Regions from separate parts of the Mus musculus genome. Here regions 2 and 3 are each linked to region 1. A link is a loop called in an ENCODE intact Hi-C map of the cell type or tissue named here. Cell type or tissue: gastrocnemius. All regions are shown on one strand. Region 1 overlaps Stxbp6 (syntaxin binding protein 6 (amisyn)). Region 2 has its middle 53 kb from the start of Gm24731. Region 3 overlaps Stxbp6 (syntaxin binding protein 6 (amisyn)).

Region 1 (2,500 bases):
ACATTGGGAGTTGATGAGATATTAAATTAAAGACAAAAGTAAAACAACACCAGGCTTTTCCTTTCAAAGTACTTCCCCTATGCACTTTCCGGGTCTCCATGTCTAGAAGGACCTGGCAGAGAAAAAGGACAGAACTGCACAGCTGCCTTTTATGGACGAACTCATATCCTTACAATCATTAAAGCTCAAAAGGGACAGATGCCTCCCTGACCCACAGCTCACTGTGTGTTACAGTTCACTCTTTGTCATGGTGTGAGCAGGAACTGTGGAGATGCAGCTTGATGTTCACTTCAGACACCCAAGTTAACCTCACCTGAAACTCATTCCTTCCTCATCTGCTATAGCCAGAGGGAAAAATCAGGTCGGCAAGAGGTAAAATATTAATCCCAGCACTCGGGAGGCAGAGGCAGGTGGATTTCTGAGTTCGAGGCCAGCCTGGTTTGCAAAGTGAGTTCCAGGACAGCCAGGGCTATACAGAGAAACCCTGTCTTGAAGAAAAAGAAAAAAAAAAGAGGTAAAATATTAGGCTCTCTCTTTCTTTCTCTCTTTCTTCTTTCTTTCTTTTCTTTCTTTCTTTCTTTCTTTCTTTCTTTCTTTCTTTCTTTCTTTCTTTCTTCCGCCTAACAGCAGTAGTTCTATGATGCTAGGTCAGCCATTCAATCTCTGTGAGCCTCTTCTGGTTCTGGTTCTGGTTTTGGTTCTGGTTCTGGTTCTTGTTCTTGGAATTAACTTTGGGAATGACTATGGTTTCTTTGTAGACATGAATATCTAGTATTGTGCAGGGGAAAACCCTAAGAAGTTATTACCTATTAACTCCATTGCTTTGTAGGTTCAGGTGTTGTATCTGATAAAATGTCAAAGTAAATTATTAATTAAGTGCACTGACCTAAAATGAAAAGCCTAAGCATTTTGGTTGACATTTATTATTTCTCTAATACCTCATCTAACAAAGCCAATAGAAAACGACTAATGATTTTGCAGTCAAGCTAGCCAGACATCAAAGCTCCTCTTCTGCAACCTGGTCAGGCTGCACTCTTAAGTATTTTAAATACCTTCTTCCCTTTTTCTGCAAACAGCCTCAGTCACATATGGCAGTATACTTATACATACATACATACATACATACATACATACATACATACATCCTATGTGTGTTGAAATCAAATTACAGCATAAGCCTTAAAGTTTCAAGGATCTTATTATATCAAAGAGGACTTGAAGGGAGAGAATATTAAATAGCCTAAGTATTGTTCACTCTTTGTTAAATACACAAAAATGAATAGAATATGATACTTTAAAGGGATTCTGGATGACTTAATTTTAAAACAGTTACATGTATGAGTGTTTTGTCCACGCATATATGCACACTATGTGCAAGCAATGTCTTCGGTGGCCAGAAGAGAGCACCAGATAGCCCTAGAACTCAATTTGTGATCCACCAAGTGGGTATTGAGAACCTCTACAAGAGCAGCTAGCTAGTGCTTTTACTTCTGAGCATCTCTTCAGACCCCAGAAAAAGGTTTGGAAATCAATTAATTTTCATCCAGGGCAAACATTCATAGGGAACAGAGGACTAAAGTTCCAGTCATACCCTACTACCCTCTAGTACTGTAGGCATTTCCTATTAGTCATCCACACAGTTCCCAGTTTATTCATTTATAAACAATGCATGCAAACCAGGCCTGGTGGTTCATGATTGTACTTGGGGAATAAAGCAAATAGATTTTAAATTTGAGTTCAGCATGAGCTAAATAATGCAACTCAAAGTCCAAAATATCTAATGTCAAAATCATTATTTCTCATGATAAAAAATTGAAAAAAAATTCCAGCCAGCCCAGAAACAAATGGATCTGTGGTAGACAAGAAACCATTAAAGTTATCTTCTTTAAAAATATGCAAAATAAAATTCTTCTTATCATGTTAAATAAGAGGCCAAAATTATATCTAGGATATCATAGTGAAGAAATATTTAAAAGTATGAAAATTAAAAAAGCCAATGTCAGGATTTGTACATATTTCACATTTGGATTTTTCCTCCCCTTCCCTTTTTTTTGTAGAGTAATATATTACTTGTTTCAAATACGCACACGTGCATATGGGTATGTATGTTTCATATATTACATATACATGAGTATAGGTATCCACGAGTGTGCAGAGAAATGCTCTAACCTTCATAAATCCATAGACTATAGAAAGAATTCTGGTCAGAACTGAGCGGATGCTGCTTAGGAGGGCCACTCTCAGCTTCCAATGTTTCCTTTATGAAAATAGAAACTTGGATCTTAAGGAATAACAGACAGGTATAAGCCTGGCATGGCAAATCCACTTCCAAGCACTCATGGGCTTCACAGAGTAATGTGGTTTGTTAAGCAGATGCATGGTTTGCATGCAGCCTAACATGAGCTCCACAGCCTCAACCACATGGGGTCCACATATGGTAGATAAAAAATAACTTGTGTTCAGAAGGTGGGTGGAAGTGACAGAAATTACATCATCATAG
Region 2 (2,500 bases), 150 kb after region 1:
GCCCAGACATTTTTTAACTTCAAGGTGATTCCAGTGTGTACGGAAGTAAGAACTGCTGTTGCATGATCTTCCAGAGTCTAGCTCTGTGGGTGGGTGGTGAGAGGAAAGGCATAGCCCACAGTGATCCACAGAGAGGATCCCAGTATTGGCAGGATGCTTGTGGAAGTAAGAGATCAGACTACAAGAATTCTTCCCCCACAAGAAGTACAACCAGATGTAGGTGGCAAACAGGGAGGTACCCCAAAATGGTGATGTGTCTGGGAGTGTGAAATGCCAGTCAGAATCTGGGATGATGAAACAGGCTGATGCCCCACTGGACCAAATCCCAATGGCCATGGTTTCTTCCTCTAATATCTTCTCTTATCAAAATACATATACTTTCCCTGTCTTTGCACACAGCAGAGCAGTTTTGGGGATGTTTTAGGATGAGGTTACTTGTGTTAGAATTCTGGCTTATTTGACTGTATAATAAGGCATTTTAGACTGTATTGGTTTCTAATTTCCTTGTCATGTAAAATAAGACAAATCTATTAATTATAATTACCCATAGACTATTTGATAGGAAAGAGATAATGGGTGTACCATGTTGAGGGCATTGCTGGGGCCCAGGAAATATTCCTCAAATAAAGCTGCTACAATTTGCTAAACACATGAAACTCAAGAAGAACGAAGACCAAAGTGTGGACACTTTGCCCCTTCTTAGAATTGGGAACAAAACACCCATGGAAGGAGTTACAGAGACAAAGTTTGGAACTGTGAAGAAAGGATGGACCATCTAGAGACTGCCATATCCAGGAATCCATCCCATAATCAGCTTCCAAACACTGACACCATTGCATACATTAGCAAGATTTTGCTGAAAGGACCCAGATAGAGCTGTCTCTTGTGAGACTATGCCGGGGCCTAGCAAACACAGAAGTGGATGCTCACAGTCAGCTAGTAGATGGACCACAGGGCCCCCAATGGAGGAACTAGAGAAAGTACCCAAGGAGCTAAAGGGATCTGCAATCCTATAGGTGGAACAACAATATGAACTAACTAGTGCCCCCTGGAGCTCATATCTCTTGCTGCATATGAATCAGAAAACGGCCTAGTCGGCCATCAGTGGAAAGAGAGGTCCATTAGTCATGCAAACTTTATATGCCTCAGTACAGGGGAACGCCAGGGCCAAGAAATGGGAGTGGGTGGGGGAGCGTGTGGGGGACTTTTGGGATAGCATTGGAAATGTAAATGAAATAAATACCCAATAAAAAAAAAAGGAAAAAAAAAGCTGCCACTGTCCTTGTTTCGTTTGTTTCTTCATTTCTTCGGTTGCATCCACTAATCACTGCCACGAGTCTGAAATCCAGTCTGAATGTCTGACACTCATTGCTATGGCGAGTTACTGTCATGGTTAAAGGACCAATCTAGCCTGGGTGGACCCTGTGTATTTGCTATTTAGAAATGGATGCACCCTCCTGGTCCCTAGCACTTTACTAATGTATGTGTGATATTGCACCACCTACAGGACACTCTGAGGCTAGTCACAGCAATGTGCCCTTCAGGTACTACATTCTTTAGCTTCCCTTTGTGGATGTTTTTTTTTTACACCTATTTTTATGTAAATCTACAAAGTTTTAACTTAGCATACACATTATAGAAGTGGGAGACTTTTGGCTTAACATTGTCCATACACACACACACACACACACACACAATATACACACACACACACACATATATATATACACACACAACATATATACACACACACATATATATACATATATATTGCTGAGATTAATGGTGTTCACCATATATTTTTTAATTAAAAGAATTAAAATTTGTTTTTATTTTTATGTATTATGGCAGTTTTATCTGTATGCCTTTCTAATGTCCAGAAGAAGGCACTGGACTCCTTGAAACTGAAGTTACAGATAGTTAAAGACAGCCATGTTGATGTTGTGAATTGGATCTAGGTCCTCTGGAAGAGCAATTAGTGCTCTTAATCACTGAGCGATGTCTCAAGCCCCTAACACAGTCATTTCTGCCTTCTCTGGAATCATTCAATAAAGAAAAGATCAATTACTTTGTTAGTATTTTTTGTTTATTTGTGTATTTGTTGGTATGTGTGTATACACATTTATGTTCTCCTTATTGAATTATCTTTTGGTACCACTAAATACAGGAGTGTTTATTGCATATTTTCGGAGAGGTACTTGTGACTCTTAGCAAACAAGTTCTCTTAGACTCATAGAAAGAAGTTTAGAACTGTTGTAGGCTGCACTTTCATCTTCCCAGGGTTTCTCTTAACTTGAACTGCTAGAAACTTCTTGGCTTGATGTGACGTAGCACCAAAATTCACCTAATTGTGAACATAAATACAGATGCAGCTAGAGTGTCATGTTCATCTAGATGACTTACAGTATCATAAAAAATAAAAGCACAAATACAAAGTTCTTGAAGATTTTGGGAAATCTGGGGACTTTCAGAGATTCTATGACTCCAAATGAAGGCATAC
Region 3 (2,500 bases), 77 kb before region 1:
GTCTCATTTCCTGGCCTTAACACAAAAGCACTATTATTTTCTCAAAAGGGAAATTATTGCAGCATCCCTAACCGGACTCTGACAATTCCTGTTTGCCCCCGTCCTCTTCCTTCCCTTGAGAGAACATAGTGGATTCCAGCTGACACTGATGTGCGCAGCTCAGGGGCTGGCAGCATCAGACCTCTGTTTAAACTGCGAGAAGAGCACTTCTGAGCAAGAACAGTTAGCAGCGCTCACCCCCAAGATCTGCTCCCATCAACAACACAGCTGCGGGGCAGGTTTATTTCATTTTAAAACAGGAGTCAAAAGCGTCAGATTGGTAATTGGGCATTTAATTGGGGAGGTGAAAGTACTTGCTAGATTTAACAGCTTCAACAGGTAATGTTTAAGAACAGGGAAAATTAGAGAGGTGATGCCTGGGATGCAGATGGAAAGCCGATGGATTCTGGCACTAGCTTAACACCCATGGTGGCCGAGAGGTGTACGGATACTGAGCGTTCTTAAATTGCCTTCCTTGTCAGTGGTCATCGGAACATTTTACATCCCCCCCCCTTGGCACTTCAGAAAAGTGCTCCATTTAATGCTCAATTGTTCAATAAAGAATACTCATTTTTTTTCTACAGGGGAATGGCAAGCACGACCTTCTTTAATACCGCAGAGAAGCAGCAATGAGCACCTGTGAGCACCTGTGCACTCTGGCATCTGGCAGACAGCTTGAGGTCTGTTAATTGAAAGGGATGGTTCCTCATGATGGCCAATTCCCAAATCCCTCAAAAGCACTTACAAATGCAGTCGATACCCAGGGACTCATTAGGCTTTTGTTAATCTTATTTTAGATGGACGGCACATTTACATGATTCAAAAATAAGATGCTAAGACATGACTCCTGCATCTGTGTCCATTGTAGCCTCCCCCAGCCTGAAGCAGGCTGGTACAAACCTTGTGGCCACTGAGGTGGGGCCACCTGTGGTGCAGCTTTTTCGGACTTGGCTGGCTCCTCTTTGAAGTGACAACTGCCCTGCTCTTCTGCTACCTGGAGAGGCTGAACCTGTCTTCCTGAGAGATTCCCGAATAAGCAACCAGCCTGGAGACCAACAAAGTGCTGACAGAATGGCTCCAGGCACCAAGAGTGGACTGGGGGACAGGGGACAGGGGACGGGGGGGTCGCCTTCCCCCTTATAAGCACAAACTCTCAGGCCTTGAACAGAAACATGTCTTGGTCTCCATTATCTTCTCTCGCAGTCTAAGTCTCTTTCAGCCCCAGCCTGCCTCCCAGGGGTACCCGGTTCAGGTAGGCCGCGGGCTGGCAAACAACAGTCAGTCAGTCTTAGCCGTTTCCCTTCTTGTACTACAGTTTCTTCATGTGGAAGTGACACACATGAACAAGCATTCTCATTTCCCCTTTACACCCAAGGATAAAGGTTTTACTTGCTATAAACAATACTGAATCTTCGAACCCTTTTTTTAGATTCACAGAGGTAGAAATTCTCAAGTTCCTCTTATTGCCACATATTAACTGTACATTATAGTTGCTTTCACAGTAGCCTTTCATGCTTGCACATAACATGTTTCCCTCATATTCATCCTTACTCCCCTCACTCATTTCTCCTCTTGCTTCCTCCAACCCCCTTTGTCCACTCATGCACTCACCCAGATCTTCACCTTCAACTTCTCATCATCTTTTATCTGCCTTAGTCTCCACATGAGAGAAAAGGCTGTAGTTGTCTGAGCCTGGCTTATTTCACCTACCACAGGATCTGAGGCATACATCTTCCTTTAAAAAAAAAATGAAATAAATGTCTTTCTTTACAGCTAAGCAATACTTCCGTTTAATTTTTTTTCATCTATTCATCTAAGGATGGATGGCTCCCAGGGTTAGGGTTAGGGTTAGGGTTAGGGTTGTATTTTATGGTTTCAATATTATCAGCCAGCCAGGAAGTCTGTCCTTATCCTAACCCCTTTCTAAGTATTTTTGTGATGCAATTAATTTTTTATGTTTATCTACTGCATCTATTGAGAATTCGAAATTATAGGTAAATGATGAATGCAGGGATCCCTCTCCCAGGGATGAGCCTCCTAATTTGTCATCTAAAACAGAGAGTCTTCAGAACAACATATATGCAAAGAAATAAAAATGGACTTTGCAGGTTTTATCATTTGTGTATACATACACGAACATATGCACTTACATAGAAAAATATATTCATTCATATGTAATAATAATCAAGCAAGAAGCAGCTACCAGTTTGAGTATGGAAGGAATTGGAGAGAAATTTTCGAGGGGCTGGAAGGAGGAAAGGGAAGGGGGAAGTGATACAATTGTATTTTAATAAATTAAAAAATATGATATAAAGCATGAATCTAATTAAAAATGTCCAGATGGCAAATGCTTCTATATTGTTTACTAACACTTGAACATTTTCCTCACAGACTTGAGATACTGCCTCTAGCACACACCAGTCTTTCCTTTCATGTATATTGAATATAAATTCTAATACAG

The links. A loop is a pair of places that touch in the nucleus more often than their neighbours do. Peaks named below come from ENCODE experiments on the same cell type or tissue, not always from the same donor. Only the 100,000 strongest peaks of a DNase experiment are listed, where the experiment ranks them.
Region 2: it touches region 1 in a loop (2.5-fold over the local background); 10 of 42 quality-filtered maps call a loop at or near these places.
Region 3: it touches region 1 in a loop (1.8-fold over the local background); 6 of 42 quality-filtered maps call a loop at or near these places.

The regions. Positions count from the first base shown.
Region 1 is chr12:45,008,781-45,011,280 of GRCm38, forward strand. The region is part of intron 2 of Stxbp6 (syntaxin binding protein 6 (amisyn)); the gene reads right to left. It overlaps Gm38487 (a long non-coding RNA gene), which reads right to left. Exons shown (of 2, transcript XR_381564.3): 2 at 2,046-2,500. Among named protein-coding and RNA genes, the nearest start is that of Gm38487, 9.4 kb to the right of the region's middle. In gastrocnemius, a CTCF peak has its summit at 1,392 (motif pointing right); no DNase peak of the experiment used is centred here; H3K27ac peaks cover 348 bases.
Region 2 is chr12:45,160,732-45,163,231 of GRCm38, forward strand. No RefSeq gene overlaps it. Among named protein-coding and RNA genes, the nearest start is that of Gm24731, 53 kb to the left of the region's middle. In gastrocnemius, a CTCF peak has its summit at 1,510 (motif pointing left); a DNase peak (open chromatin) is centred at 1,482.
Region 3 is chr12:44,931,770-44,934,269 of GRCm38, forward strand. All of the region lies in intron 2 of Stxbp6 (syntaxin binding protein 6 (amisyn)), which reads right to left. It overlaps Gm33548 (a long non-coding RNA gene), which reads left to right. Exons shown (of 3, transcript XR_381565.4): 2 at 624-719; 3 at 837-1,157. Among named protein-coding and RNA genes, the nearest start is that of Gm33548, 6.5 kb to the left of the region's middle. In gastrocnemius, no CTCF peak of the experiment used is centred here; a DNase peak (open chromatin) is centred at 974; H3K4me3 peaks cover 982 bases; H3K27ac peaks cover 1,010 bases.